2 separate regions of the Homo sapiens genome follow, and region 2 is linked to region 1. A link is an interaction called in ENCODE POLR2A ChIA-PET data of the cell type or tissue named here. Cell type or tissue: IMR-90. All regions are shown on one strand. Links, peaks and the distances in the headings refer to the core of each region. The heading gives the core; the rest is flanking DNA.

Region 1 (15,981 bases), core at 4,647-12,646:
CCCAGAATCCAAGGCCCAAGGACAGAGGGGGTGGAAACCCCGCAGAGGAGGGCAGAGCACCCCCTGCAGCTGCAGAAAGCACAGGGGAAGCAGGTCAGGCCAAGCCAGGGCCCTGCCTGGACCCATGTGTGTCTGAAGGCAAGTGTGAGTGTGCATGTAAGCATGTGTGAGCATGTGTGCAAGCGTGCATCTGAGTGTGTGCGGGCAATCAGCCGCTTGCTGTCCCACCATGCAGGCATGTTATAGGCATCCAACCCTGTAAGAAAGTAGGTGCAGTTGTTGGTGTGAGGGTTGTCACCTTCTGAAATGGGACCCCAGTGTCCAAATTCAGAGATGATGTGTTTGTCACAATTGGATAGCACATGTCACTGTGTCCGTGGTGAAGGGGAGAGATCTTCGTGGAGGGAAGGAAGTGAAGAGGACCTCCCGCCGGAGTGTGTGTGGTCAGTTCCCTGATGGGTTGTTACAGCTATGGAAGTGCGTCCCTTGTGAGTGCAAGTGTACGTCTGCATTTTGGGAGTCCCCATAGCTGTGTATTTAAAGGAGCCCCTGTGTGCTGCTGTGGCGTGTGGGGTGTTTATGGGCTGAGACCCCTGGCCCCCACCCCAGGTGCCCATCTCACCGCTGGTGCCAGTCCTGCTTCGGGCCTTGAGGGGAGACCAGTCCCTCCGGCTCTCTCCAGTCTACACTGGCCATCGTCACCCAGAGTGAGGAGGAGGCAAGTGTCCCTTCCTCAGCCTCCTGCACACTATCAGTGGGGCCCAGCCACTCTCCTCTCCCTCAGAAGCTTCAGGCACCACTGACCCAGCTGGCCCCACCCTGTGCTCCCATCTCCCCCGAGCCCCTTTGAGGGAGGAGTCAGCCAGGACAGGCTCTGGTATCCCATCCTTTTCTCTAGAGCAAAAGCAGCAAGGATCTAGGAAGAGCAATTCATGTCCACTGCACCCTCCTCATTCCTAGGGCTTATGCATCCATGGACCTCAGCGGCCTGGAGAGTAGCGGAGAACCCAGAATGAGGCAAATGACGGGATACAAAGTCAGGAGGCTCCGTACTGTACTCATGATAAAAGAAATAACTCAGTACTCTTGCTTTATGCACAATTCTGACACATTTGGTTATCAAATTTCCCAGCTCAAGGCCATTTAGAGAAGACATTGCTAGAAGCATGCCAAGGGCTATAAGAATTGGGAAGATAACTGGGATCTCAGAATGGGGGGGTGGCAGAAAGTACAAAAGGAAGTGTCAAAAAGCAGAACCACTGGGGCCATTTAGTGTAGAGTTCTAAATACTCCCTGAGGGCCCATACCACTGGCTCCACAACCAAGCATGTGACTTCCATTTGGAGCGGTGACCTGGATCATCCAGAAAGACTTAACTGAAGTGCCAGGCCCTCTTTTAAAAAGAAAGACAAGGCTGGGCACAGTGGCTCACGCCTGTAATCCCAGCACTTTGGGAGGCCAAGGTGGGTGGATACGTGGTCAGGAGATCAAGACCAGCCTGGCCAAGATGGTGAAACCCTGTCTCTACTAAAAATACGAAGAAAAAAAAAATTGCCCTCTTGGGAGCCTGAGGCAGGAGAAAAAAAAAATTAGCCTCTTGGCAGCTTCTCGGGAGGCTGAGGCAGGAGAATTGCTTGAACCCAGGGGTTGGAGGTTGCAATGAGCCGAGATTGCTGCACTCCAGGCTGGGCAACAGAGTGAGATCCTGTCAATAAAAAGGGAAAGAAAAAGGAAGAAAGAAGGAAGGAAGGAAGGAAGGAAGGGAAAAGAAAAGAAAAGAAAAGAAAAAGAAAGAAAGAAAGAAAGAAAGAAAGAAAGAAAGAAAGAAAGAAAGAAAGAAAGAAAGAAAGAGAAAGAAAGAAAGAAAGAAAAAGAAAGAAAGAAAGGAAAGAAAGAAAGAGAAAGAAAGGAGGGAGGGAGGGAGGGAGGGAGGGAAGGAAGGAAGGAAGGGAAAGGAAAGGAAATGAAGAAAAGGAAAGGAAGAAAGAAAAGGGCCTGGCGCAGTGGCTCACACCTGTAATCCCAGCACTTTGGGAGGCCAAGGCGGGCAGATCACTAGGTCGGGAGTTTGAGACAAGCCTGGCCAGCACGGTGAAACCCCATCTCTACTAACAATACCAAGATTAACCAGGCATGGTTGCGCATGCCTGTAATCCCAGCTACTCAGGAGGCTGAGGTGGGAGAACCACTTGAACCCAGAAAGCAGAGGTTGCAGTCATCCAAGATCGTGCCACTGCACTCCAGCCTGGGCAACACAGCAAGACTCCGTCTCAAAAAAAAAAAAAAAAAAAAAAGACAGACAAGTTTACAGTCGGTTTCAGCACTTTCTCTCTAAAATGGCTAAACTAAACTAAATGAAGGTGGCACTCTTAAAAGGATAAAAGTTATCTGGAACAACAACAGAAAAACATATCCATGGAAGAGCTCCTTCCTTGACAAAGCCAGGTGAGCAAGCACAGTTGTGTGCTGCGGAACGATGTTCCGCCCAACAGTGGACTGCGTATGCCACTGAGTCCCATAAGGTGATAAGGAGCTCAACAACTCCTATGGCTTAGTGACCTCATCGCCATCATAATGCAAAGCATCACTCACATGTTTGTGGTGATGCTGGCTAGGAGAAATAGGCTGTACCCTGCAGCCGAGGTGTGTAGTAGGCTGTACCATCTAGGTTTGTGTAAGTGCACTCTATGACATCACACAATGGTGAAATCGACTAATGACACGTTTTTCAGAACAGATCCCTGTGGTCAAGCCCCGCATGACTGTATTAAGATGGTGAGGCAAGGATATGGAGGCTGTAGGATATGTGTTTCCTCATCGGATGGAGGAATGGAGGATGGATGGAGAGATGGGTGGATGCATGAATGAGTGAATGGACAGACAGTTGGATGGGTAGATTCGTGGATAGACGGGCTGATGGTTAGCAGGCTATATACAGCAGCCTTCACGGAAGGTGTCAGGGGAGAACTGAGCTTCAGAAATCAGGAGGCTGTCTGGAGTCGCTTCCACTCATTATTCCATGCGCTCTGCTCATCTCATGGGAGCCCTTTAAGCCCCTTTTCCACATTGCCTGGCTCCTTTCTAGGTCAGAAAAGAGAAGGAGGAGTAATACCTGGTTAGGAGAAGTCTCTAGGGGTTGCTCAGCCCTTCCACTGGGAGGCATCATGGCAGCTGTACAAAACCTGCCTTTCCTATAGCTGAACTTAGGCTCTATCTTGAAGGCTCTGTGCACCTGAGGGTGGTGAAGCCATCCAGCAACGTTCAGGTACGATGAATCACTTCAGTGGTTTCTCGGGTCCCTTCTCCAGGTACCTCTTCTGGGGTCAACTCGACAGTGTGGGACTTATCCGCAGCCACACTGGTAATTGGGAAGGGCTTCACTTCCTGGAGGGTCCCAGGTCCTCACATTGCTGTCTGTTAAGGTAGCCACATCCCTGTTGAGTCTTTGGCTGGCATGGTCTCTGCTACCGTCTTAGGATATGGCTGCTTGTCCAGACCACAGAGTCCTTAGGCTAACCGCATGTACAGTCAGGGAGGACTGCAGGCTGCCACAGGCCCCGCTTGGTCCTGATTCCTGAGCCAATGCTAAGGCACCCCTGTGAGGCTTGATGCACTGGGAGCCCCTTCAAGAAAAGACTTGCCACCATAACAATAAGCAAATGGTTGCCCATTTTTACTGTGTGCCAAGCCTCCTAACAGCCCCACGAGACAGGCTAACTGTTCACTGGATTCATGAATGATCAAACTGAGGCACAGAAGGGTTAAGCAACTCTCCCACACTTACCAGGCTGATAAATGGCAGAGTGGGACTGAGCCCAGGCAGCTGGGTGCCAGCATCCGTATTCTTAATCGGTAGGCAAAACCGCCTCTGCCCATGGCCCATCACAAAAGTCCCTTGACTTTTCAATGTCGTTAAAGACAAAGAAAGGTGGAGGAAATGTTCCAGATTACAGGAGGCTAAAGAGCCACGGTGAATGAACGCAATATTCAAGCCTACGCAGAATCCTGTACTGCAGGCACATATAGTGCCAAGGACATGATGGGGTCAACAAATAAGATTGCAGTGTGGGTGGTGGGTTAGATGAAAGTTCTGTCTCAATGTAAACCTGTGAACTTGATGACTATATTGTGGTAATGTAAGAAAATATCCCTATTCCTGGGAAATACTCACTAAAGAATTTAGGATAAAGCTCATGATAAGTGTAAATTACCTTCAAGTGGTTCAGGAAAAATAATTGTGTGTATACACATACATACAGACAGATGGACACATACATGCATACATACACACATATACATACATACACATACATACATACATACCCATGTGTGTTCATATAGAGCAGGGGACAAACAACAAAGCAAACAGAGTACAATGTTAGCAACAGGTACATCTTGGTAAAGCCTGTAAGGACAGTCTGTGTACTATTTTTTACCTTTAAACTTTTCATAAACTTGAAGTTACTTCCAAATTTCAAAATTTCTTAAAAAGAAGGTCTATGTTGCAACCTACTCATCTGACAAAGGGCTAATATCCAGAATCTACAATGAACTCAAATAAATTTACAAGAAAAAAACAAACAACCCCATCAAAAAGTGGGCGAAGGATATGAACAGACACTTCTCAAAAGAAGACATTTATGCAGCCAAAAAACACATGAAAAAATGCTCATCATCACTGGCCATCAGAGAAATGCAAATCAAAACCGCAATGAGATGCCATCTCACACCAGTTAGAATGGCGATCATTAAAAAGTCAGGTAACAACAGGTGCTGGAGAGGATGTGGAGAAATAGGAACACTTTTACACTGTTGGTGGGACTGTAAACTAGTTCAACCATTGTGGAAGTCGGTGTGGCGATTCCTCAGGGATCTAGAACTAGAAATACCATTTGACCCAGCCATCCCATTACTGGGTATATACCCAAAGGATTATAAATCATGCTGCTATAAAGACACATGCACACATATGTTTATTGTGGCACTATTCACAATAGCAAAGACTTGGAACCAACCCAAATGTCCAACAATTATAGACTGGATTAAGAAAATGTGGCACATATACACCATGGAATACTATGCAGCCATAAAAAGTGATGAGTTCATGTCCTTTGTAGGGACATGGATGAAGCTGGAAACCATCATTCTCAGCAAACTATCACAAGGACAAAAAACCGAACACTGCATGTTCTCACTCATAGGTGGGAACTGAACAATGAGAACACATGGACACAGGAAGGGGAACATCACACACCGGGGCCTGTTGTGGGGTGGGGGGAGGGGGGAGGGATAGCATTAGGAGATATACCTAATGTAAATGATGAGTTAATGGGTACAGCACACCAACATGGCACATGTATACATATGTAACAAACCTGCACGTTGTGCACATGTACCCTAAAACTTAAAGTATAATAATAAAAAATAAAATTTAAAAAAAAGATGCAAAAAAAAAACATAAAAAAATGCTGACTTGCCTTTTTAACATGTTGGGATTGTCCTTGATTGTGAGTTTGGTGCTTGACCTTCATCTGTGCAAATTATATGGCTTAAATTAGATCACTGTTTTTGTAGAGTTGATTTTTGTCTACTTCTGCTGAAATCTTTGATTTCTTTCTGAACTTATAACAACTTCAGCCATCCTTGATGTCCTGGCTTAATGAGTTACAGTTAAAACACTAACACTTTGATGCTAGTTTAAGACTCAGTTTTCCTGTTATAGTGTTATTTAAAAAAAAAAATCTAACTGCAGGGCAATCTGCATGCCCCTGTGTAGCCAAATATCATTACTACTAACTCTGTAATCAGCTCATGAGTTTTGCTTTGTTCTGTCTACAGTCTAGCTGTTCTACCTTGGAGGAGTCTCTCAGAGTACCTAATGCCCTCCACACCAGAAATTAAAGGTTTATTTTTACTTTTCAAATAAATAGTGATTATGTATATAGTACATGATATTAAAGAATGTACAACAAAATGTTTATTTCCAGTGATTGGATTATGGATGATTTTTATATATTTGTCTTTCACATTTTATTTTCTAATCTTTTTGTATTAAGCACAAATTACTTTTATAAAAATATATCACTTTTGGAGTAAAGTTAAAAAATGTGTAAAGCTAAAAAAAAAAAAAAAAAAAAAAGAAGGTCTATGTTCCAAGACCCCTTTTCCAGCCTCCTTATTGCTATCCTGGAGTTCTTCCCCTCTTCCTCCCACCTTCTTCTGAGCCCCCAGTTTGGCAGCTCTCCTTTATTACAGGGAGGTGGAAACAGGACCAACCCAGCCAGCATTCCTCTTGATTCTTCTACCTAGACTGTATCCATTTAAAAAGTGTTGCCGGGCACGGTGACTCACGTCTATAATCCCCAGTGAGTCAGGAGGCCAAGGCAGGAGAATCACTAGAGGCCAGAATCTCAAGACCAGCCTGGGCAACATAATAAGACCTATCTCTTTAAAAATTTCAAAAAATTAGCCATGGTGGCACACATCTGCAGTCTCAGCTACTCAGGAGGCTGAGTGGGGAGGATCTCTTGTGCCTAGGAGGTGGAGGCTGCAGTGAGCCATGGTCTCACCACTGCACTCCAGTCAGGGCAACAGAGCGAGACCCATTCTCTTGAAAAAAAAAAGTGTCAAGGCCAAGCAGGCTCTGTTCACTACTGCCTGCACTCAAAGAGGTCACCAGAACCGGGGTGCATGGTGGGGCAGGGACCAAGTGCAGGGCGTGGCTGTCTCCCCTCACCTTCTGTAAGAGGCAAAATTCCAGATCCCCACAGTGCATCCACCACAGCTTTAGCAGTGCAGAACCTGTGGCCTGGGGATGGGGCAACTTCCATTCTCCTGAGCTTGGAGAAACCATCTTGAGGTGACCAGAAACCTCCTTCCAGACAGGGCCTTCCTTGCACAGGTGCAGCTGGTACAGAGGGATTGAGCGGGGGACCTAACCAGTACACCAGGGAGTCTTTTTAACAGAGGAGAGTCTTGGATGAGGTATTAAAGAAAATGCAGGATTTTTATTAGTTAGTCTAGAAGAGAAAGGAATTTCACATAGCCAGCAAGGAGCCCAGTGCTGGGAGGCAGAAAGAAAACGAACCACACGGGACAGCAAAGGATGGGACCTGCCCTGAGGGCAATGGCCGTTGAACCATGCTATGGTCCCCAGGTGTCTGCTCCCCTCTGATGTGGCCACACTGCTAAAAGGCATGTTCTAGGCTGGCTGGGGAGGGACTCCGACCAGTCTGTGACCAAAGGGTGGTCTCTACTGGCTGGGGTCAGAGAATGAGTCAGGGACATGGGGCACCATTGTCCAGATTCAATTCTACCTTACCCAGGGCAAATGCTGGCCACTTTTTGGGGCTCAGGGTCATGGAGGGAGAGATTTGGGGTAAGAGATTAGGAAATTTCCAAAAACCTGTCTCTCCTTCCATCAAAACAATGGACATTGCTAAGAGTTTGTGGTGCGTGTGTAAGTCCATCTGTGAGTGGGGGATGTGTGAGTGTGGATATATGTGCACACGTGAGCAGGTGCACACATGTGCATGAGTGTGGCTGTCAGCTTGTATGATGGCCTGCATGCATGTGTGAGCGTGGGTGGGTGGGTGGGTAACGGGGTGCGCCTGTGTGACCTGGGTGGGCATGCTGGGACCAGGGCCGGGCAGAGGGCATGCCAGACACTGACCCCAAGCTTGGGCTGGAGCCCTTGGAGCCTGCAGTTTCAGGGAAAGGTGGAAGAGAGGTGGGGACAAGAATGTCATTACACAGCCCAGAGAAGGCAGGGGAGACCAGGAGCCAAGAGTTCCCCCAAAGTGCCATCAGTGCAAGGCTCTTGGGACTCCTCTTTAACCCCTGAGGGGGCGAAGCCTTATTTACTCCTAAATTGGAACAGCAAGGGGTCCCTCATCTCAGCAGCTGTGCAGTCCTGACAGGTCGTGTCTCCCCAGGGAAGCATCTGAGGATCGCGGAGGTGGAGGGCACCGGAGTCTCAGGAGACAGCTGTGTCCTCTCCTGGAGGAACATGTCAGGGAGGGTGCTGGAGGCCTCTAGTCCAGCAGCAGAGGGCAGGGATTTGCAGGAGAGCACCGAAGCAAGATCTGGGGCAGAAGGAAGGGCATCCAAGGCCACGGCAAACCTGCTCAGCTCCCACTGAGGTTCAGCCAGGGGAGGCCGAGAGCCAAAGCTGGGGCACCTCTCCCACAGAGAGCCACGGGCCCCCTCCCTGCAACCTTCAGAGTCGGAAGGGACGAGTATCTACACAGCAGGATGTGGAAGGGATGAGGAGGGGCCAGGGCAGAGTTCAGAGGCAAGGGGAAGCTGGTGGGAGTCTGAGATCTGCGCATTCCAGGCAGCTCCTATTCATAAACCATCCTAGTCAGACAACATGCATTGATTACGCATCTGCCTCCGCCACGCCCACGCTGGAAGCTGGGTTCAAAACTATGAGTAAGATGTGTCACTTGTCCTTTAGTGAGTTCACAGTACAGGAGGAGACAGAAAACACATGTTACTAGGAAACAGTGAAAAGATGAGCCCATGTCCTTGAGCACCCAGGGGGATCAGGGAGTGCTTTCCGGAGAAGGAAGTCTTGAAGGATAAGCCACCAGGCAAGGGCAGGTGGAGCCGCACTCATGCAAGGGTGTCCACGAATGGTGCTGAGCGACAGACTGGCCAGTGGGCAGGAATCGCAAGCAGACAGGCCTGGCCGGAGGGGGGCACACGTGACTGGGAAGGCAGCAGAAGGGCATGAGGGGTGAGCTGGGGCATGCTGCAGTGGCTCTCCAGGGACTTTATCTTGTAGGTGACAGACCATATGTGGAAAGTGGCAAGAGGGAGAGTGACCTAATCCCCTGTGCAAGAAGGGTCGATCTCCCTGGCCGCATTACAGTCACGGGGCTTTGGGCGTAAAATATAGAAGCAGGACATCAACAGGAGAGTTGTATTTCACCAAAAACCTGGCCTTTGTAGGGGTCCGGGGTGAAGACAGTTCCAGGAGAAGGTGATGCCCACTCTCTTTTGAAAGCTGAACAGGAGCCCCCTGGGCAGACCCACAAGAAGAATTCTTAGCAGAACAACAGTGAGTGTGAAAGGGAGAAGGGGTGTGACCCGCCCACAACCAGTCCCCAGGGACCCATGGGAGATGCGAGCAGGGAGCAAGGCCAGATTGGGAGGCTCCTGTGTTCCACTAAAGAGCTTGACCTTGATCCTGTAGGTGGTGGGGAGCCAGGCAGCATCTTGAGCAGGATGAGGATGTGCTCCACCATGTTTCTAAAGCTGCCCCTGGGGTCAGCTCAAGGAGGCATTGGAAGCTCAGATAAAGCAGAGCTGCTGAGAAGTCACTGCAGTAGCCCAGGAAGGCACTACTGAGAGCCTGAATTGATGGAAAATAGAGAAGGGAGGACAGCCCAGAGACCCACTACACTACGTTAGTCAACACTTGAGAACTGATCAGCCGTAGGGGATCTTGGTGAGGGAAGAGGCTTAGATTCTAAGGAGCCAGAGGAGTATGGGGTCACCCACCCAGGGATGCCAGAAGGAAGGGGGCTTGTCAGGAGGGTGAACGGCCCCATTCATGAGCTGGGGAGGCCTGGGCTGAGGCACACTTGGGAGTTGCAGGTCTACAATTCCTAATCTGAACCCATTAGGGCCAGATATATTCAGATTCAATCTTTTCTTTTCTTTTCTTTTTTTGAGACGGGGTTTTGCTCTTGTTGCCCAGGCTGGAGTGCAATGGTGCGATCTTGGCTCACTGCAACCTCCGCCTCCCTGGTTCAAGCAATTCTCCTGCCTCAGCCTCCCAAGCAGCTGGGATTACAGGTGCCCGCCACCATGCCTGGCTAATTTTTTTGTATTTTTAATAGAAATAGGGTTTCACCATGTTGGCTAGGCTGGTCTCAAACTCCTGACCTCAGGTCATCTGCCCGCCTTGGCCTCCCAAAGTGCTGGGATTACAGGCATGAACCATTGCACCCAGCCTCAGTATTTTCCTTTTAAGAAAAATCTTTTTAGAGACGGGGGTCTCACTCTGTTGCTCAGACTGGTCTGGAACTTCTGGGCTCAAGCAATACACTGGTCTCAGCCTCTAGCTGGGATTACAGGCACAAGCCACCATACCCAGCTAGATTTAATAATTTCTGGATGTAAGAAGGTAAAACATAATTTCCTCTATATATGCACGATCACACCCTTGTTGGGATCTGGGGCAGCAGCCCACAGTCAAACACATTGACATTCCTGCAGCCAACATATGAATATTCATTCACACGAAGTGGCTACATAGGGACAGCAAATAACCTCCTGTCCAGGCCTATCAAGGTTTTCCATCAAATGAGTTTGGAAAACCCCCTAGATTTTTGGACCTAGGGAGCAAGGATGAGAGATGTTGCATCGGCATCTATGGCAGCTAAAGATCGAGCACCAGGACCCTTGGAGAGGGACAGAAAGAGAGGCAAGAACGGAGCCCCGGGAACAACCAGGTAGGATGGAGACAGGAGAGGACCCAGCAGAGAAGACCAAGAGGAAGCAGGCAGAGGAGCGGAAGAGGAGGAAGAGAAAGGCTGGCCCAAGCCCCTGGAGCAGGCACTGTGCTGCAGAAAGGCAGAAGGAGAGAAGGCCCCAGTGCCCCCTACACTAGGCAATAGGTCAGAGGAGGCCTTGGCTGGCCGATGAGATGTCAGTGGTGAGATAGGGCAGGAGTCAGGAGGGAGAGGAGGGTGCAGACGTGGGAACAGCCTATGAAAGACAACCCTTGCAGGAGTCTTAGCCAAGAAAGAAATGACTTCAGGGCAAGTAGCCAGACTGATGGGCAAGAAACCCAGCAGGGCTGAAGGACCAGAGTCTCAATGAGCAGCAAAGAGGCCACAGGAAGGAAAGTGGGTTAAAAGACAATGGTGTGGGACGGTTGCGGTGGCTTATACCTATAACCCCAGCACTTTGGGAGGCTGAGGCAGGCGGATCACTTGAGGTCAGGAGTTTGAGACCAGCCTGGACAATATGGTGAAAACCTGTCTCTACTAAAATACAAAAATTAGACAGGCATGGTGGCAGGCACCTGTAGTCCCACCTATTCAGGAGGCTGAGGCAGAAGAATCGCTTGAAGCCAGGCGGTGGAGTTTGCAGTGAGCCGAGATCCTGCCACTGCACTCCAGCCTGGATGACAGAGTGAGACACCATCCCAAAACAAGCAAGCAAAAAAAGACAATGGTTTGTGTCCACCAAAAGACGTGTGCAAAATGCCACATCATCTTTATCCAACATCGTCGCAAACTGAAAACAACCCAAATGTTCAACAGTTCCAGAATGGGTCAATAAATGGTGACGTGTCGACCCAGTGGAATCAGCAATGAAGAAAAACCAAACATGCTACCCACAATAACATGCGTGAATCTTACAGACCCAGCAGTGGGCATAGGAATTCATGTACATCACTGTATGTACCTCCTACCTGAATTTAAAACCATGAAAGATGATAAAATGTAAGGTTTCAGATGTGGAGCAGCCTGGGAGATGACAAGGTCCAAGGTGTCACCAACAGTTCACATGGGTTATTCTAAAACAGTTACAGAAGACTATTTTTGAAAGTGGATGGGGCTGTACTATTTTTTCACAGACTCTGCCCTATGAGGCTGCCAGTCCCAGCTGCCCCTTCTCCAACTGTCCCCAATTCTGCTCCCTGACTCCATTGCAGCTTCCCCCGTGGACACTAGACCCTGGACTCTCACTCACTCACACTCAGACATGCACACCACACCGCACAGCACCCCACACCGCACACTGCACACCCTCACAAGGGCCAGACCTGGATAAAGATGTGAGTGAAACAGCACGTGGGGAAGCAGACCAGGAAGTCTCTACTGAAGGCCTCTCTATTGGGTCAAGCTGGTTGTGCCAAGCTCCTTTTGCCCTTGGGATGAGCTCCTTCCCAGGCGGCTTTTCCAGCTGTCACACCAGCTTGACTTCTGAGAACTCTCCCTCTCCCTCTGTCCACACACCAGTCACTCCAGAGCCTGAATGCATGTGACACAGGACATACAGGGAAGGCCATAGGAAACAATGAACAGTAGCTGCCTGGCACCGCAGCTATTGTTCATTATTGAATTAATGAATTATCATCATCCAAAATGGTTAAAATGTTCCCGTCTTCATTTTCTCTTCAATAAGTTATGTCTGAATTGATTTTTTTTTTTGAGTCAGAGTCTCGTTCTGTCACCCAGACTGGAGTGCAGTGGCACGATCTCGGCTCACCGCCACCTCTGCCTCCTGGGTTCAAGCGATTCTCCTGCCTCAGCCTCCCGAGTAGCTGAGATTACAGGTGCATACCACCACACCCAGATAATTTTTGTATTTTTAAGTAGAGACGGGGTTTCACCATGTTGGCCAGGCTGGTCTCGAACTCTGTACCTCAAGTGATCCGCCCGCCTTGACCTCCCAAAGTGCTGGGATTATAGGCGGGAGCCACTGCGCCCGGCCGTCTGAATTGATTTTTAAAGAAGATAGGTTGGAGAGACCTGAGAGTGGCAGCTCTGTAGGAGTGACAGTTCACAGAAGTCTCAAATTCACACTCAGCAGGCAGAAGCAGTGCCTGTCTGTGAGAAGCTGAGAGTTCCCTCGGAGGGCGGCTCCTGGGGGGTTCTGGGCAGCACAAGCTAAGCCCTGTGCGGAGATTCTAGGTCGGCAGGAGAGTGACCTAATTAAACACACAGGCTTATTCTTAGACGAGGAGCCCCAGTTAAGGCCCCTGGGTAAGCACAGCACAAAGGCACAGCCCTAGAGGTGACCGGAATAATTCTCATTTTTAAGTAGCAGCCACTTTTTTTTATTATAAAAGTAGTACACATTCATCGTAGAATGTTTAGAAAATATAGAAAGTACAGGAAAGGAAATGCTCTCTACTAGAAATAACCGCTATTTTTGCTTATTTCCTTCCTGGTCTTCTTTTTATACATATTTACTTATTTGACGACTGAGGGGAAATGTTTATTCACAAGTGTAAGTGAAAAAAATATATAAAATTATAAACGGCACAATCCTAAATTTGTTCTGCAAATTAGGACTGTTATACATATGCAGTTCTGTGTCCTGTTTGTTTCATTCAATATTAAAAACCAACATCTCCTTTATGTCATTAAATATTCAGCAACTTGATTTTTAATGGCTTCATAATGTCCATCACATAGAATAGTGTATACACTGTTGCCCTGTAATGGGGCATTTAGGTGGCTTCCAATTTTTCAAATAACTCTACCATGAACCTCCCTGTGTATTTTTAATTATTATCTTGAGCTGATTTCTAGAAGTGAAAATTATTTAGAACTCTTGTTTTGCATTGCCAAATAACTTCCTGAAAATCCCCAGCTATTGGCACTTCCACATCATATAGAAAGTACAGAAAAGTCCCTAAGTGTGGGACATCTTGGTTCCTGTAAAAACAACCTGAGGTTCCTTTTTTTTTTTTTTTTTTGAGACAGAGTTTCGCTCTCATTGCCCAGGCTGGAGTGGAATGGTGCGACCTCAGCTCACTGTAACCCCCACCTCCTAGGTTCAAGTAATTCTCCTGCCTCAGCCTCCCAAGTAGCTGCGATTACAGGCATGCACTGCCACGCCTGGCTAATTTTGTATTTTTAGCAGAGGTGGGGCTTCACCATGTTGGTCAGGCTGGTATCAAACTCCTGGCCTCAGGTGATCCACCTGCCTTGGTCTCCCAAAGTGCTGTGATTACAGCTCAGCTTCTTTATCAACGGACAGCTGATCCAGATCAAACAGAGGACACTGCGAGCAAGGAACCAGATCCTCAGAGCCGTCTGGTGCTTTGTGACTGAGCACAGCCAACACTGTCTCCTAGCAGGAGTCACCTTTCACCAGGTTAGGCTGCTGTAACCAACAACTCCAGAATTTTAGGGGATTACAGCAAGCACGGTTTATTTCTCACACACATCATTCAAAGATGTGGGTCAACTGTGGCTTTATTCCATGTCTTCTTAGTCTGAGACCCAAGCTGAAGGAACAGCCCAGCTCCTATCTCCAACCTCATGGTCACGGACAAAGACACAAAGCAGAAGTCCACAATGGTCTTTAGAGCTTTGACTTGGACTTGGCGTGTACAACTCCCACCCTCTTCCAAGCCTAAAGCCAAGGAAGCAAGGGAATACACTCCTCCCATGGGAAGGTGCTCCAGGTCCCGCGGCCTGGGGTGATACAGACAGATCCTGTTACAGAGTGGACAGAAGAGAACTGGGAACAAGGATACAATCTGCCACAGCTATGAGCAGTTGGAAACGATGCTTAGTGTTCATCGTCACTAAATCTGACGTCAGGAATCTCTGGCACCCAGAATACCACCTCATACTGGAAAATCCCATGCCCTAGAAGCCTTCTCCAATGGCTGATGAGAAGGATCACCTAGGTTTGACTTTTGTGCCAATAAAAGGAAAAAAATAAAATATACGTGTGTTGTGTGTGTTTATGAACATATATTTATAAGTAGCTCCATGTAAAATAGTGAAGGTATATGCTGTTAAATTTTTAAAAGGCAAAAGTAAAATTATATGTATGACAGGCTACCATTTATTTATTGTTTGTTTGTTTGTTTGTTTTTGTGAGACAGAGTCTCACTCTGTCGCCCAGGCTGCAGTGCAGTGACGCAATCTCAGCTCACTGTAACCTCCACGTCCCAGGTTCAAGCGATTCTACTGCCTCAGCCTCTCGAGTAGCTGGAATTACAGGCACCCGCCACCATGCACAGCTAATTTTTGTATTTTTAGTAGAAACGGGGTTTCATCATGTTGGCCAAGCTGGTCTCGAATTCCTGATCTCAAATGATCCACCCACCTCAGTCTCCCAAAGTGCTGGGATTATAGGCGTGAGCAACAGCGTCCAGCCTATCATTTATTTTTTTTATTGGGGGAGAATACATATACATTTCTGTTTATATACACATAAAACATTTCCCAAAAGATCAATAAGAAGCTGGTGACAGTGGCTATTTTAGGAACAAGAACTAAGGGACTGAAAGTGGGGAGGAAGGCTTGCTTTTCACTGTATACTCTTCTTATAACTTGGATTTTTTTTCCTTTTGTTTAGATTATCTTTTCCAAGAAATTTGTTCTCATTAAAAATTTTAAAAATTGTCCTTTCTCACGCACATCACATATCTCTCTGTCTATGCTTCCTTCATTGCTCCCACATTGGGACATGCCCTGAATTCCCATTCCTACAGCCTGAGAAAGCAGAGTTTCCAGAAAGCACTAGAAAATCCAAGAAGAACAAATACCAAGATCTACAAAGCAAAAAAAGAGCTCATGCTCCAACAGGCCAACCCGCTTCCTGTGGTTGTACAGACCACACTCCCTCACCACTGGCCTGATAAGCCCCTTTGAGTAAGGTGAGATCTGCAGATAGGGCTGAACTCTTGCGTGAGTCAGGAGTCTTTGCAGCAAAGGGGGTGGAGAGAGGGGAAGGAAAGGAAGAGACAGAAAGAGAGCAGCAACACGTGCAAAGGAAGCCAGGACTGGATGAGATGGAGGCCACTGGTGCCCCCAAGATCAGGGACTCTACAGATGGGGCTGCCTACCATACCATAGGCTGCCGAGACCTCTCCTCTGTCTTCTTCACATGCCCACTCCTGCTCCAAACCTCCCATACACCACATGCTTGCTGTGAAGAGATCCCTTTGCAGAAATCTCAAGGGCTGACATTTTTACCATCTGGAGGCGTGGAACCAGGACAGCACCCATAGGAACAGGAGCTAAAGTCAGAGATAACATGAGGGCATGGTGTCTAGGGAAATGGTGGAAATTCTGAGGAGTACTTTGGATTTCTAGAAGGCATTGAATTTGGAGTGCAAGCCAAGCTTATGTCTAAATAAGCCTAGAGCCCACAGTGGTCACTGGGTTTCACAAGCAAAGGTCATGAATATAGAATGTTCTTGCATGAGTGGTGGCGAGGTTGGTCTGCATCACTGGTCATCTGCTGTGAATTTTTTCAGGGGAAGCTCAC
Region 2 (15,981 bases), core at 4,041-12,040, 210 kb before region 1:
ATATGATTCTTTCCCTCATTGAATGGTCTTGGCACCTTTGCTGAAAATCAATTGATCATAGATGTATGAGATTATTTCTGGACTCTCAATTCTATTCCATGTATTTACATCTCTCCTTAAGAGGTAGGGGGTGGGACTTGACTCTGGAGGCAGGACTTGGACACTGGACCAAACCGAGGACTAATTGAAACAGGGCTGGGGTGGAAGGAGCTTTTCATGTGACATACCCACCAGTTCGCCATATCAGTTTACCGTCATCATGGCAACACCAGGGAGTTCCCCGCCCCCCTTCCATGATGACTCCATGACCCAAAAGTTATTACCAATTCCGTAGAAATTTCTGCATAAATTGTCCCTTAATCTGCATGTGTTAAAAGTGGATATAAATGACTGCAAAACTGCCCTGAGTTGCTACTCTCTGCCTACAGGGTAGCCCTTCTGTGCAGGAGTAGTCAGAGTTGTAACAGGGCTGGAGCTGTAACAGGGCTGGAGCTGTAATACTGCCCCTTCAATAAAGCTGTTTTCTTGTCCCATGGGCTTGCCCTTGAATTCCTTCCTGGGCAAGGCCAAGAACCTTCACAGGTTAAGTCCCACTTTGGGGCTCACCTGTCCAGCATCACTTATGCCAGGACCATAGTGTTCTGATTACTGTAGCTTTGTAGCTAAGAGCTAAGTCTTGAAACTGGAAAGTGTAAATCCTCCAACTTTGTTCTTCTTTTTCAAGATTGTTTTGGCTATTTGGAACCTCCTGCAATTCCATGTGAATTTTGCGATCAGCTTGTCCATTTCTACAAAAAATAAAAAATAAAAATGGCACTTAAAATTTTGATAGGTGGCTGGGTGCAGTGGCTCATGCCTGCAATCCTAGCACTCCAGGAGGCTGAGGCAGACAGATCACCTGAAGTCAGGAGTTCGAAACCAGCCCGGCCAACATGGTGAAACCTTGTCTCCACCAAAAATACAAAAAATTAACTGGGCGTGGTGGCGTAGTTACTGTTAAAGCCCCACACTAGGCCCTTTGAAAAATACGGAATGTGTCAGAAATTAATTCTATACGATGATGTGACAACCACAATACAAGGTACTGCAATACAGCTGACCTCACCAAAGCACAAGCAGGGGCAGCTCAAAGAGGAAAATGTCACTTCCAGCAAGGGATTGAGGGAGGGCTTTAGGGAGGAAGTGGCATATAAGCCAGAATTACAGGATGGGGAGGATATAGACAGCAGATGACAGAGAGGAGAGTGAAAGCTGGGAATCCCAGCTAAAGGCATCAGGTTTATGGAATGAGTAGGGGACAATACTGTGTGTGTTTATACACACATGTATATGTGTGTATATGTATACATGTTTATGTATATATATAATTATATGGTACCATTTCTAATTGACAAAATAATCTATCACATTTTACATTATCAGATTTTACATCTATTGTTCTAAATAGACTCAGTCATCAGCCCTGTGTGTGGGCTCTTACCCATCCCCATGCACACCTCAGCTCAGCCACTGATGGATGGATCATCTGCCTATCAGAGGTGGCAATAGGGACAAGTTCTCAGTTTAGAGTTCCTCCTTCTAGGCACAGCTAACCCAGCTGAATGCCTAATTCCACCCATATTCAGGTGAATCCATGGCCACAGCTGCAGCAGTTCCTACCCACGCAGAAAGGCTCCACAAGAGGAGGCACACCCGCTCTGACTGTCCCTAAGCTCCTGACATCTTCACCCCATGAAGCTGCTGCTCCTGGGTGCTTCCTGCCTTGCCCTGCCCACCCTTGTACTGTTCTCACCATTGACACAGCTGGTGCCCGATGCAGCAGAGATCCATGACACCCTGGGCATTGCTGATGGCCTGGGCCCACCAGTGAGAAGGCACAGAAAAGAGGGTTATCAATACTGCTACTAATAATGATAATGAACTTTCAGTTGATATTATCAACACTGCTACTACAAATGATAATAACGAACTTTCATTGAATCCCTCTTTACTCCTCTTGTCAACCCTATGTAAAATAGGTTTATTATTATTCCCATTTTACTGGTGGGTGAAATGAGGTTTGAAATTTACTAACTTGTTCAGCTTTCAAAGACACCTACATGTTCCTGGCCATGTCTATGCCTCGTGATCACACCAGGGGAGGCAGGAACTCAAGGCTTTGTTGTCCAACTCTGTAGGAGAAGATTTAATCATCGTGGGTGAAGAGTGAGAGAAAGAAATCGCAAGCCTTAAGAGCTGGAAGGCGCTCCAAGCACCATTGTCCAAGGGTTAGGTGTGGCCAGGATGCAGTGCAGATTTCCTGGTTAATGACTGCCTCCTCTCAAAGGATCTCAACCTCACTGACTCCTGCTCACTGCACCCACCTGAAAGGGGCAAGCTCACTGGGTGCTTCCTTCCAAAGCTTCACTTCCTTCTGCTTTTGTAGAGGAGGTTGTTATATTATACTGTTGCTACAATGTCAATGTGGATAAGTATGAAAAACAAAATATCTAATGGAAAAAATACCTACAGTATATACCATACATTTTTAAGGCATACTTATAAACTTCTTAAAACACACAAAACAAAATTATATGCTCTTCATAAATATCTACATATAAGAGCAACATCTGTTCATTTTCTCCTCTTATATTTATATGCAGATTTCCTGGTTGGATACACATCCGGTCATACCTGGGCACTGCTTCTCCAGCTACACTTGGGGTTGTCCTGACTGATATCTGTCTCCCTGGAGGGTATGGTCTGCACGTGGGTCTGATCAGCCTTTCACCCTCATTGCCTGACACAGAGTAAACTGCAGAGGGCTCAGCAGTCTAGCCCACACTGTCCCACTGCATGTAACTAAGCCTCTCCCAGCTGCTGTCTTCACTGGGTGCCTCACTGCTGGGGACAGTGCACACCCACCAGATGTGCCACACAATGGAATTTTTCCATGGTTCAGACTCATATCATCTGGAGTAGGACATCTCCTATCATGTGTGTTTAAGCCTAGACTGAAAGCTAGTACAGCGGGCTGCCGACGTCCGGTCACCCAGAAATGGCTCTCAGGCTGAAAAACATGTTACCATTTTCTAATGAAATGTATAGGGAGGAGGCAGTGTTTCTTCAAAGGTGGACAAGAAAGAACCGCTTGCATCAGAATTACTTGGGAGTTTTTTTTTTTAAGGCAGCTAGATCCCTGAGCTACATCCCAAAACAGTTAAACAAGAATCTCAGGTTGTGCAATCTCTCTTTTTAGGAAGCTCCCCAAGTGAGTCTTAAAGCACAGTAGAGTTTTAGCACCTCAGGGGCAGTGCAAAGAACTCTGGACTAGGAGTCACAACACCTGAAAGTCTGCCACTTAAAACCCGCATGACTGTGGTGAAGTTACTTAATGTCTCTGCATCTGTTTTCTCACCTATAAAATGGGCACACAAATTCTCACTCTGCCTTCCTCACAGTGTTGTGCTGATGTGACAATCACCCGATGCATGTGAAAATTCCCTTATGGGCCAGAAATCACCAGGACCATGACGGTGCACTGAACAGTCCCTTCTGCATGGTCAGCAGAGAGGATCTGTCCCTGCCCCCTTGGTGCAACTGACATCTGATCCTGTCCTGAGCCCCTGCATGGAGCCGCTCTGATAAGGCACCTTCTGCAAGGGACTGTGGGCAAGGAACAAGGGGGTGTCCAGAGGCTCCAAGTCCCCTGATTAGTTGAAATTTAGAATGCATTTTCCTATGGAAAATTGCCAAGGAAAGGTGGGCTAAGTAAAAAATAATGATGATAACATGTTTTTGCAGTAAAAAATTGAGTAGGCTTTTGGGTGAGAGGTGAAAACCCCAACTATCATGCATTGCAGCCCTCTGGTGGAAACTGTGCTTCAGTCTAAATTTCAGGCTCTAGACTGACTCAGAGATGAATGTTTGGAAGCTGAAGACAATCTGTGTTCTCCTGTAGAGCAGGAGTCAGCACTTATTAAAGACTGCCAGATTCTATATATCCTGCCACATGCTCTGTTGTTACAGAACAAAGAAGGCCATAGACAGCATGGCTGTGTTGGCAAATACACAAAACAGGCAATAAGCTGTATTTGGCCTTTAGGCTGCAGTTTGCCAACCCTTGCACTAACACAAGGAGCTTAAAGGTAGCGGTGGTGCTGTGCTGGAGCTAGCTTATATCAGCTTGCAATAGCCAATTGCTAACATCTCTTCCAAACTCTGTGTCTGTGCCTTCATGTTGGTAGTTTGAAATTGGCCATATTTGGAGTAGTTATGCCATGGAAATTGGCAAAAGCTGTATATCCACCATCACCAGCCCCCTGTGAACCAGCTGATCACATCACTAGGCATGTGTCCACCAGGATGAGAGTGAGGGTTGGGGATGGTTGAGCCAGACAGTGCATGGGAATGTGGGAAGAAAATATTAGATGTCAGACCCTGTTTTATTTAGCCCTTGTAAATTTTTGAATTCTGTGTAAGTTTCATAATGTCCCAATGCCTGCACTTCAAGATGTGTTCTAGAGTTTGTTTAATTGATTAGGATAACTGGGACCAAAAAAATGTTTGGAGTCTACCACTCCTAAAGCGATTTATTATATCCTATGCTGGATAGCTCATTCATGAACAGAGTGCCGGGTGAATAAGGGTCTTCTCTTTCTACACCCGAGACAGCCTTCTTCTTGTCCCCACCTGCCTCACCCTGCCCCAGGACCTCGGATGGGGTAGGAGGAGTGACCAGCTGTGAAAGGAGCTTCTGGTTGGAATGTTTCCTATGGGAGTTTCTGTCACAGATTAAATGCCCTGAGATCACCTTTTGAGAGACATTAAATTTCATGGGATGAACAGTTATCATGTTGGGTATTATGAGTTGAATTATGTCCCCCAAAAAGATATGTTGAGGTCCTATCCCCCAGTAGCTGTGAATGTGACCTTACTTGGAAATAAGGTCTTTACAGATACAGTTCAACTTAAGATGAAGTCATTCGAGTGAGCCCTAATTCAGTATGACTCTGTCCTTATAGGACAATCTGGACACAGAAACACAGAGAGAAGACAGTCATGTGAAGATGGGGGCAGAGACTGGAGTTTTGCTGCCACCAGCCAAGGAACCCTGGAGCTACCACAAACTGAAGGGAGGCCTGGAACAGATTCTCTCTCAGAGCTCTCAGAATGAACCAACACCTGGAGTTCAGACTTTGGCCTCCTGAACCAGGAGACGATACATTTCTGTTGTTTTAAGCCACCCAGTTTATGGTTCTCTATGGGAGCTCTAACAAACCAATACTTTGGGATTCTCAGGTGTGAGGCATAAGGGCCAAAACTTTTTCACTAAACATAAAGACCAATGATTACAATTACAGTTAGGAAAATGAAATTCAAAACCACCTGAGTTTATTTATACACATTTTCCAAAATGCATCTCCTTTGCAAGGGAAGTCATATTACTATAGAAATATGGAGAAGGCCATCATTTAAATAGAAGGCTTCCTTTCCTTTCTCCCTCCCTCTCTTTTTTCTTCCTTTCTTCATTTATAAAAATCTTATGGAGTTCCTACAAGTGCCAAGCACTGCAGTGGGTTCTTGGGATACATCACAGAGCAAAGAACTTGTGGGACATACATGCTAGTGGAAGACACAAACAATAAATGTAAGAAGAAAACTATACAGCATGTTAGAGTGAGAAAAATAAGACAGGGCAAAGGGGAGTCAGTAGTGCTGGGGTGAGAAAAGATTGCAGCATTAAATGGGGTAGCCAATTTCAAACTATCAACATCAAGGCACAGACACAGAGTTTGGAAGAGATGTTAGCAATTGGCTATTGCAAGCTGATATAAGCTAGCTCCAGCACACCACCACCACCTTTAAGCTCTGTGTTAGTGCAGGGGTTGGCAAACTGCAGCCTAAAGGCCAAATACAGCTTATTGCCTGTTTTGTGTATTTGCCAACACAGCCATGCTGTCTATGGCCTTCTTTGTTCTGTAACAACAGAGCATGTGGCAGGATATATAGAATCTGGCACTCTATGAAAAGTGCTGACTCCTGCTCTACAGGAGAAGAGACCACAGATTGACTTCAGCTTCCAAATACTCATCCCGGAGTCAGTCTAGAGCCTGAAATTTAGAGCCTGAAGCACAGTTTCCACCAGAGGGCTGCAATGCATGATAGTTGGGGTTTTTCACCTCTCACCCAAAAGCCTACTCAATGCGATCACCACAACCATGCCTTTCATGAAGTCAACAACAAACAGGGCCTTGTGCTTCCGTAAGGTGTTGATGCACTTGCTGTCTTGGTGGAGCCTCACAGGAAGCATGAGTGACCCATGTCATAGTGACTCACTATATCTCATCAGGTTGGAAGGGGATGGAGCAGGACCAAGCCCAGGCTGTCTGTGTCTCCATTTGGCCTGCATGTTCGGCCTCCTCAAGGCCATGGTCAGTAAGCCCCATCTCCTTTCTGCTAGTCTGTAAGGGAACCAGAGTCCTCACTGCCATGAGACAGCCCCGGCTCAGAGACTAATTTGAACAGCTGTGTCTTTGTTGTGAAAATAGTTTTGTGATATTATGAAGAAGACATGCCTTCCTCTCCAAAATATGGATGTCACCTGGCCACATTTTTTTTTCTTTTATATAGTGATACATAATATTTCACATATTTATGGCATACATGCAAGTACTCATTACATGCACGGAATGTGTAATGATCAAGGTAGGATGTTTGGAGTATTCCTCGCCTTGAATATTTACCATTTCTCTGTGTGGGAAACATCTACTAAATATACTATGTACTTTTTTGTCACTGGGCTGGTGTTGATCACCATCACCATCAGGATCAGAAACAGAAGGAGCTGACCTTATCAGAGCTTTTCCCATGGGTATCATCTCACTTGAGCCTCCATGCCTGGGGTGCTGTCCCTACTACTCCTTTACGGCTGAGCTTTGTCTTCCTGCCCACCACCCACACGCCTCTCTCCTGGGATTAGCTCTCTAGCTCTGCTTTGAGGAACATCACTGGCCTCGTTGGATACAGTCTTGGAGGGAGTATTGATCAAGGTGTGCTGCCCTTCACTGACCAAGGAGTCGACACATGACCCAAACTAGGGCAGTTGCATGCTTTGCTTGGAATCTCAATCTTTTGCTAACTGACAAAAAGCATGATTGGCTCTTACCCATCTGAGTGATGGGACCAACGTTTTCTGCCTTCTGTCATTTCTGGCCTGCCAGAAATCCCTGACTTTTTCTTCAGCATGTCTTTCCATTTTGAAAGTTACTTCACATGATAGGCAGAATAATGGCACCCCGAAAATGTCCACATTCTAATCCCCAGACCCTGTGTATATGTTACATGACATAGCAAAAGGGACTTTGCATCTGTGATTAAAGTTAAGCCTCTTTGAGACGGGAGAGTATCCTGGATATTGACGTGAGCCCGATGTAAATTGCAAGCGTTCTTATATGTGAAAGAGGAAGGCAGGAGGGTCAGAGCAAAGCAGTGTGAGAAAAACCCAAGCAGCGAAGATGGGAGTGGGCCACTAGCCAAGGAATGCAGGTGGCCTCTGGAAGCTGGAAAAGGCAAGGAAATTGACTCTCCCCTAGAGCCTCCCAAAGCAATGCTATCCTGCTGATACTTTGATTTTGGCCCAGTGAGACACATTCCAGACTGACCTCCATAACTGCAAGATAATACATTGCATTGTTTAAACCACTAAGTTGGTGGTAATTTGTTACAGCAGCAGTAAGAAATGAATATACCCAATATCCTTCTAGAAAGCTCCTTTTGTAGTATACTTGTTGCTTAAATAAGCTAGAAGCTATTATTATTGCTTGTAACTGAAGAGCTAAAACTAATAAACTAATTTCCAAGCCTCAGTCTCCTGTCTCCACCCCCTCACTCTGTTTCCAGGCCCTGATTTCTGTTCGGCCAGCCTTCCACTCCCCCATTATGAGGATCTGAGCCCTGCTTAGTGATAGGACCATGCCCTTGTTGACAAGCCTCCCAGACAGTACCTGGCTCCTCCCTCACCTGGTCTCCTGGCTGTCATCTGACCCAGATTCCTTGTCTCTGTGCCTTTCCCACAGGTCAAGTCACCCTGCTCCTTATCTGGGACCTAACTACCCCTTTTCCACTATCACTTGGCTGGATTGTGACTTGCTGTTACATTTCTTTCTTGCACACTGTACCCTAGACACAGACTCAGCCACTTCTGCCCCAGGATCAATGCCCTCAGAATCTACCAAACCCCAGTAGGAAAGACTAATTCTAGAGCACAGCATGCACCCAGCTGCTCCTTCCCACTGCAAGTATTGCACTCAGACTGGCCACATCATAGCATATGACACACACATGCATGTCTGATGGTTCAGGGTAGCAGTACACAAGCAGAAGCCGGTCTCTTTCCAACCCAGAACTTTGTAATTAAACAAGCTTCTTGCTATATCCTAAAAACACAAATCCTTAAAGCATGAATGAGAAATGAAACCCAATGACAGAAAGTTTAGTGAGCAGGTTTGGTGTTTTTATACAATTAGTTCAAATTAGCGAGGAAGGCGTTCAATGGGGCAGTTTCCTAATCGCTGACCTCACTGGGGCTCATTTCAGCTTTGCAAACTGGTTGAAATGAAAATTCAATGTGTTTCCTGTTCTCAAATTTATCTGTCACCCCAACAGGCTCATTACAATTGCAGGAGGTGCAGATGAACCATCCGGGGTGAGCCGCCGACTCCAGCATGTTCCAGGAGCCCACCTGAGCCCTATAAAAGATGAAGGGCCGGCGTGCTGATTCCTTTTGGGCAGCCAGCTTCATCAGTTTCTCCTTCTGTGAGGTAAAAGGGATTAATTAGATAGCACAGGCTTTGAGAGGGAGGAAAACACAGCACATGTGCTCATCCTCCAGGCCTTTACACAGGAGAGGAGGAAAAGAGAGAAGGCAGATGGTCCTTGGGAAAGATGACGTGTCAGCCTTGGTACTGGTATTTAAGGGATGATAAGCAATCCTGCCCTCTTTTCCAGGCCTTCTTGTCCCCCAGATTAAAAATAAACTGAGAGAGAGAGAGAGAGAGAGACGTAAGAGTCAGATGGATACCAAAATCTCAGCTCTATAGTTTTTAAAATTAGAGAATATGGCTTAGATCTGTATCTAATTCAGCTTCCTAAGATTTCTCCCCTCAAGTGAAAGGTGCTCCATCCAGGACTAAATTTGCAGGGCAGACACACTGCCCTCCGAGTGCTCCCTCACACCCTCCTACCCTACAGCAGCACGCCAGGGTCCTGGCCCAATTGTGTTGCTTGCCACATGGAGGGCCACAGCAGGAGGGGACCGCCACCCGCCCAGGGCCAGGACCAGTGAGCCCAGGAGAGGAGAACAGGTGCTCAGCTCCTTGCTGTCTCCCCGCTGTGAGGAGTCTCTCCTCCTTCCCTAGAAGGGGCAAGGAACCAGAGAAGAAGTTATGGGGCTCTTCTGCCTGGTGCTTCCAGAAAGGTGGATGTCCCTGTTATATTGGCCAAGATAAGAATTTGCAGGAAAGCGAGAGGCATTGAGGATCTTGGCCTTTTACTTTGGGGTAGCCAAAGGCCCAGGAAACTGAGCTAGAACTCTCACCTTCAGCTGAAGGGATGGATGACTTTGTCCTTTATCCTTGTCACAGTAGAGACAAAACTCCCCTTTAGAGACCCCCAGGAGAATCGGACTTCCTTTCTCCGCAGAGGCTGAGCTCAAGGATGAGGCTAATGCAAAGAAGATCTCTGGAAAAAGACAGTCAGAACATGTGTGGGTTCTGAGAGCAGGGAAAGGTCTCTCCTGTCTGCTGGGGTTTCAGGCCTGATGCACAGTCCCTCTCCCTTGACTCTGTGGTCCACTTCTCCCTCCATCACACTGGTTTAAGCCTCCTCTTCTTCCAGTCTAAGTGTCTGCCTCCTTCTTTTTCTCCAGCCCTTCCAGAAAGACTACTTTCAGATCTGGTCATTGCTAGAGACCCTTCATCTGATGCCCTAGTCCCTGGGGCCTCTCCTCCTCGCTTCCACCACCTGCTGGAGATGGGGCATGGTATAGCATGGAGTTGAGCCCACCTAGCAGGAGGCCTTACCCCTGCTAGGTGGAGGCAGAAAACACAGCCAAAACTGAGAGTCACCTGGGCGTATGTAGTTTTTATCTGGAACTGCTATGAGATTCCCAGAGTCCAGGACCAGTACTTTGTGATCCTGGTCATGAATGCTGAATTTCTTCGGGTTTAAGTTCTTCACCTTTGGACCTAGATCAATATCACCAGATATCAACACTTCACATTGAAAATGGAAGACTCAGCCCTTTCTTCCCCACGTCCAAGGGCCCCAGCCCTAGCTCTCCACCCTGCCTGTGGGCTCAGACATCACAGCCACTGAATATTTCTTCCACTCCCAGGCTTTCTATCTTGCTGGGACAAGCAATTAAGCTTTCTGTGCAAGCAAATGGGTTCCAGATTTGGACAGATAGATTCAAATCCCAGCTCTGCTGTAGGACAGAGGACAAGTTACTAAGTCTCTCCAAACCTCAATGTCCTCATCTGTGAAATGAAAGTAATAGCAGCACCTACTTGAGAGAGGAGTTATGAGAACTAAAATGCTTACTCAAATAAGTAGCACTTAGCCTGAGCAAAGAAAATGTCTGGCGTATAAAAAGGACTTTTTATAATCATTGTTTTTCTTAACTCTCTTTTTTGCACCCTCTGACTGGAGGCATCATTCCCTCAGCAGTGCCTAGAGTGGAACAGATCCCTGCACTGGCCAGGCTAAGGGAGCGGTGATGGAAGAGTTGGGAGGGTTGGAGGCAGGAAGCCCCCAGGAGCCCAGCACGGTGCAAGGCTGAGCTGGAGCTTTAGTGGCTCCTTTGAAAAGCCACAAATCTTGCACCTGGCCCTGGAGGAACAACTTCTAGCAGCAGGACCAGCCACAACAGTGCTCAGAGGGTTCTTAGGGCGTGGGCTCCTAGCAACTCATTTGGGCCAGGCCTGCCTAGAGTAGGGTCTTAAAAGGGAACGTTCCCTCCTGGCCTCTGATTGGACAGGTGACCCTCACCTCTGCAAAGAGCTCAGGCACTTGTTTGATAAAGAACAGGGGCCCCCAGGCTGGGCCAGTGACTGTCAAGAATGGGTGGGTGGCTGGAAAATGGCAAATGTGACAATATGAAAACACAGTAACCACCACACTATGTGAAGCTATAATATGGGTATCTGTGGTAGGCAATTCTAATGTAGAGAATAAGTCTAAGGTGTCATTCTTTTCCCATGCCATAAGCACATGGCCTCTGCCTGGGTTTCTCACTGTAGAATGTCCTCCTGGTCTCCTCATGCCCAAAGAGTGGGGAGGACTCCTCCTGTAACACCGGCTTTCCTGTCATCTCCCTGCAGCCCTCCTCAGCCCCCTCTGCACAGGGTAGCTTCCTCTCTGGTGCTGCAGCGCTCTGCACTCGTCAGTGGTACCTGCACACAGGTATTGGCATCCTTGGCTCGCTGCCCTATAGCACTGTAAGCTCCCCAGGAGCAGGCTTCCTATCTGACTCACCCGTGATCCTCCACCTCCCACCCTGTAGTGCCCCAAGCATCGTGGACACTCTCAGTGTCTATGGAAGAGATGACTGGCCCCAGGCAAGATCCTAAGTAACTCCCCAGTGATATGGGGTCAGATGAGATCCATGGTTATCAGCCCTGCCTTACATCAGAATCTCCTCAGGAGCTTTTCTGGGCCCATCCCAGGCAGTCTGAGTTCATGGAGCAGGTGCAGGTTGACTGAGAGTCACCGAGCTAGCTGAACTCTAAGCTTTTCCATTTCCCACACTTTAATGTGCAAGAAATCACCTGCAAACTATGGTTCAGTAGGTGTGGGTGGTGCCAAGCCTCTGTCTTTCTGATGCACTCCCAGAGCTGTGGGTGCTGCTGGTCTGAAGACACCCTTTGAGTGGCATGGCCTAAGGCTGTGACTCTCACCCCTGGTGCACACTGGGAATCACCTGGTGGGTGGCATTTTAAGACCATGGATACCTGGGCCTCACACTCCTGAGATTCTCATTCAGTTAGTCCAGGGTGAGACTGGAAAATGCTCTTTTTAAGAAGCTACTTTTCTAGCACCATCATTTTACTTTGTACCTCTTAAGCGCTTCTTAAAGCTGTTCTTTCCTTTGGTTTCTGTTTCCCTCCTATCACAGCCTGACATAGGATCTCAGCGTCTCACATGCAGACTAGTTCACTATCCTCTTAAGTGGTGTTCTCGCTCATGATCCTTGACCCCAAATCTTTCTCAAGGCCACTCTGAAGGTGTGAGTGGTCTTAAGGTGCTGGCAGTTGTTTTCTATAGGGAAGTTGTACTCCAACAGCAGCAGTAACATCAGTGCCAGCGCCAGCTTTAGGGCACTAGTAACTTTCTGTAGGGCAGTAGCTCTCAGACTTTCAAGGTGCGTCACGATAACCTGGAAGTCTTGTTAAAGCAGCCCCTAGAGCCTCAGCGCCCTGAGTTTCTGAGGCAGGAGGTCTGTGGTGGGGCCTGGGAATGTGTATTCCTAACACTTCTAGGCGCTGATGCTGCTGACGTTTGAGGACCAGACTTGGAGAACCACTTCCGCCAGATTTGAAGGAGATCCCAGCCCTGACAAGGAGAAGTCAGGACAGGCCCGACAGAGAGGCTTGTGTGCGTGGTTCCACCTGGAGTGGACACAGTGCAGATCCAAAGCCAGCAATGGTGTAACTACAACAAAACTAAAACATCAAAGGTAACTGCAGCAGCAGCGGTGGAGAAGTGACAGCAGCCTCCCCCAACTGTGCCAGGCACCCTTACACACCTGGTCCCATTTGGTCCTCTCTGCCATTGTACTAGTGAGGCTCAGTATTCCCACATGAACCTGCACTAGAGCTGGGGCTCAGGCTGAGGCCTCCTGACTCTGTCCTGAGAAGAGGAGGTGATGGGAGCCTTAAGCCTGAGTCAGGCAGACAGACGTTATAGTACCTTTAAATTTCCACATCTGTCACTTATTACCTGTGTCACCTAGGGCAGGGAATCTCCACTGTCTGTCTCGGTTTCCACACCTGAACAGTGGCAATGTTAACAGTTTCCTATTAGGGTGTTGTGGTGTTCAAATGGCAGCATGAGAGGAAGGTTCAGGCTCTGAAGGCGCCGCCCTGAGCCCTTAGTGGTGTGGGTGTCCCTGCACCCCCACTGGCCCCATGGCTGTTTGTCCTCAGTGCTGGGAGGAGGTCTGTGTCTCCAGTCTCTTGGCTATGGTCAGAAGAGGCACCTGGAAGGTTCCCAGGCACAAACTCTTCCTTGCCCTGTGCCTCTTAGCAGGTGAGCATCACCTGCCCCTCCCCGGGCTCATCTTTCCCAGAGTTATCTCCTAATGGGATTTGCTTCCACAAAGGAAAGACTTCAGCCCCATCCAGCACCCTTAGGTGTCCCCATTCTACAATTCTCCCACCCTGTAAGAGGACCCAATGGCTCCATCCCCCATCCCCACCCTCGCACCTCAGCCACCCCCATCACCTCACCCCGAGGCCTTACTTGTGTGAACAAAATTCATGGTGGGGAGGCTTGGGCCTGGTTCCAGGGGGCTTCCAGCCGGGTCTGCAGTCAGACGCAGTGAGGTTAGCATATGCAATTCGGATTTTCCAAGGATTTAGGGGTATCAAAGACCATTTAATTCCCTCTTCTGTGTATGTGCTGAGAAATACTAGAGCAGCATGATAGTAATGACATTAAATCATAGCTTCCCTCTTCAGAAACATAGAATAGAGATGAACTGGATCACGGGTTTGGCCTCTGGCATGTCACAGGCCTCTCCCGTCACACCTCAGTAGACAATCATTTGGGTCAAAAGCCTCCTCCTATTGTCCCCCATGGGCAACACCCAAATGTGTTCCTCATGGAATACTCAGATGCCCTGTGCCTGGGTCATTTGTTCAGCCCAGCCTTAGAGAGCTGCTTCTCATCGGAGGCTTCTCTTCCACTTGGGAATGTTGGGAGGGAAGAGGTGCATTTTGAAGCATATGCAACCATCCAGTTGGCAAACAGGATGCTAAAGCCCCAAATCTGTAGGTGAGGACGATCCTTTTATCTACTACCTGATGTGCCTGGACACTGAAGCAAAGCTTCCTTTTCCCTTCCAGAATTTCTCTTGTCTAGTTATTTGTCCAGGGAAATTTGAAAGCTCACTTACTGTGCAAGTCAGCAGGAAACAACTGGGTCTGTGCACAGCACCTAGCAAAGTTCTGCTCTAGGAATTACACTTTGGCCCTGAGGTAGATTTCTACAAGAACCTTACCTTCTAAGCAGCACTGGGGTTCATCTTTTTCCCAGTCCTCAGAGCCCATTTTCACTCCTGAGTTCTCCCCCACAAAGGACATTTTCAACGTTGAGTTTATTACTCAACAGAAAATGGAATGAAGTCCAAGACCTAAGGAGATAGAAAGGGGACCAGTTATGGCATCTTCTCACCCCAGGACACCTTGCTGCATGTCTCTAGTGCTGAACAGACCACTGGCCTTGCTCTGTAGTTTGAAATGCTCGCTGCAACCAGAAAGGCACCAAGGGGCCAGACCATGCTCTCCTGTCTATCACGCCTTCAAAGCAGAATTTCCCAAACCTTGAGTCACAGTGCTAACACACGGGGTGCAATAGCATTTTTGTGGATCTTGGCATTTTACAAAAATAAAATAAAAAAGTTAAAAGTGCATTGCTCTAGTCTTGGGGCTGGCACACTATGGCCTTTGGCCAAATCCGGTCCCTGACTGTTTTTTTAAATAAAGTTTTATTGAAACACAGCCATGCTCTTGTTTACATATTGTCTCTGGCTGCTTCGAGGCTACAATAGCATGGTTAACTAGTTGAGAGATCATCTGGCAAGCAAAGCCTAAAATACTTACCATCTGACACCTTCTATAGAAGTTTGCTGAGTCTCTGCAGTAGCCTAATCTTTGCCTAACAAAAAGCAGTTGCTCTGCAACCTCTTTTCATGAAAACCTAAGCCACCAAATGTCCCAGGAGGCTCAATCCCTAATATCTTAGGGTAGGATTGACTCACGTGACTTGCTTCATTGGGAGGGGTTGGAGGAGATATATTTATATATATAAATTCTGCACACCCTATCTCAGTTGACCGAGAGCTTTCAACATCAGCCCAGGCCAACATAGGACAGAAGTGGAGCAAAAATTGGTATTCCCATCTTACCGATAAAAAATCAAAAGTTAAGTGATTTGTTCAGAATCATATCACTTCTAAGATTGCAGAGATAGGCAGTTTGTGTACAAATCCAATCCTTTGAGAAAGGTTTAGGAGTGAGACAAAGGGAACTAAATTGTTCATGCAAAAAATAAAAATGACAAGGAAGGGCTTCAGGACTCAACAATAAGGACGGTGAGCAGGAGCAGGTGGGTAGAGCTGATGGGTCTTTAGGAACAGGGATATCTGCTATTTGATTTTAACCTGTTTGTGGTTTGGCAGTATCCCTGAATACATGAAGCACAACTGCCTTTGTCATGTTGGGGTAAATCAAAGGACACAAAAAATTGGAGGCGCTTGACAGAGAATTTGGCAGCCAGAACATCAGAGCAAGAGATGTCTGGCAGAAACGTAGGTATCCAAAGACATATAAAGATACTGTGGTGCTGCTGAAGGACAGAAGGATGCTCACAGGCTGGAGGACCTGGGGCCATCCCTCGGGGGTACTCATGAAATCTGCTGCCTGTATTAAGATAAATGCAGGGAGCTTTCACAGAATTCCCTAAAGAAGCAGTGCATCTGGCCATCTGAAGTCCATCTCTTTGCACTCAAAATCTGTTCCCAAGGACCAATATTTTCTAGACTCTAAAGTCAGTCTTCTGAGCCTTCAGAGAAGGGACTAGCATTTCCAGGGTTGGTGGATTTCCTAAGCTAGTGTCTGCCTGGCCCTCCAGCAATGCCCTACTTGTTAGTGGAAGCCCTCCTGGGAGAGAGCAGGCTGCTACTGGGGCTGAGAGCAAGGTGTTCTGGGCAGGTCTCAGAGA

What was found. ChIA-PET counts read pairs that join two places held together with the same protein. Peaks named below come from ENCODE experiments on the same cell type or tissue, not always from the same donor. Only the 100,000 strongest peaks of a DNase experiment are listed, where the experiment ranks them.
Region 2: POLR2A ChIA-PET joins it to region 1 with 7 read pairs; 3 of 35 experiments call an interaction of 5 or more read pairs at or near these places.

Annotation. Positions count from the first base shown.
Region 1 is chr2:112,705,795-112,721,775 of GRCh38, reverse strand. It overlaps NT5DC4 (5'-nucleotidase domain containing 4), which reads right to left and starts at 756. Exons shown (of 17, transcript NM_001393655.1): 1 at 623-756. The coding sequence starts at 696. RefSeq lists an enhancer at 13,224-13,403. In IMR-90, for the core only: no CTCF peak of the experiment used is centred there; DNase peaks (open chromatin) are centred at 6,365 and 8,385; H3K27me3 peaks cover 263 bases.
Region 2 is chr2:112,911,374-112,927,354 of GRCh38, reverse strand. IL37 (interleukin 37) reads right to left here. Exons shown (of 6, transcript NM_014439.4): 2 at 14,261-14,392; 3 at 13,501-13,563; 4 at 10,107-10,226; 5 at 9,578-9,720; 6 at 8,473-8,794. The coding sequence starts at 14,342. The coding sequence ends at 8,546. Among named protein-coding and RNA genes, the nearest start is that of IL37, 8.2 kb to the right of the region's middle. RefSeq lists an enhancer at 10,270-10,319. In IMR-90, for the core only: no CTCF peak of the experiment used is centred there; a DNase peak (open chromatin) is centred at 6,304; H3K27me3 peaks cover 1,436 bases.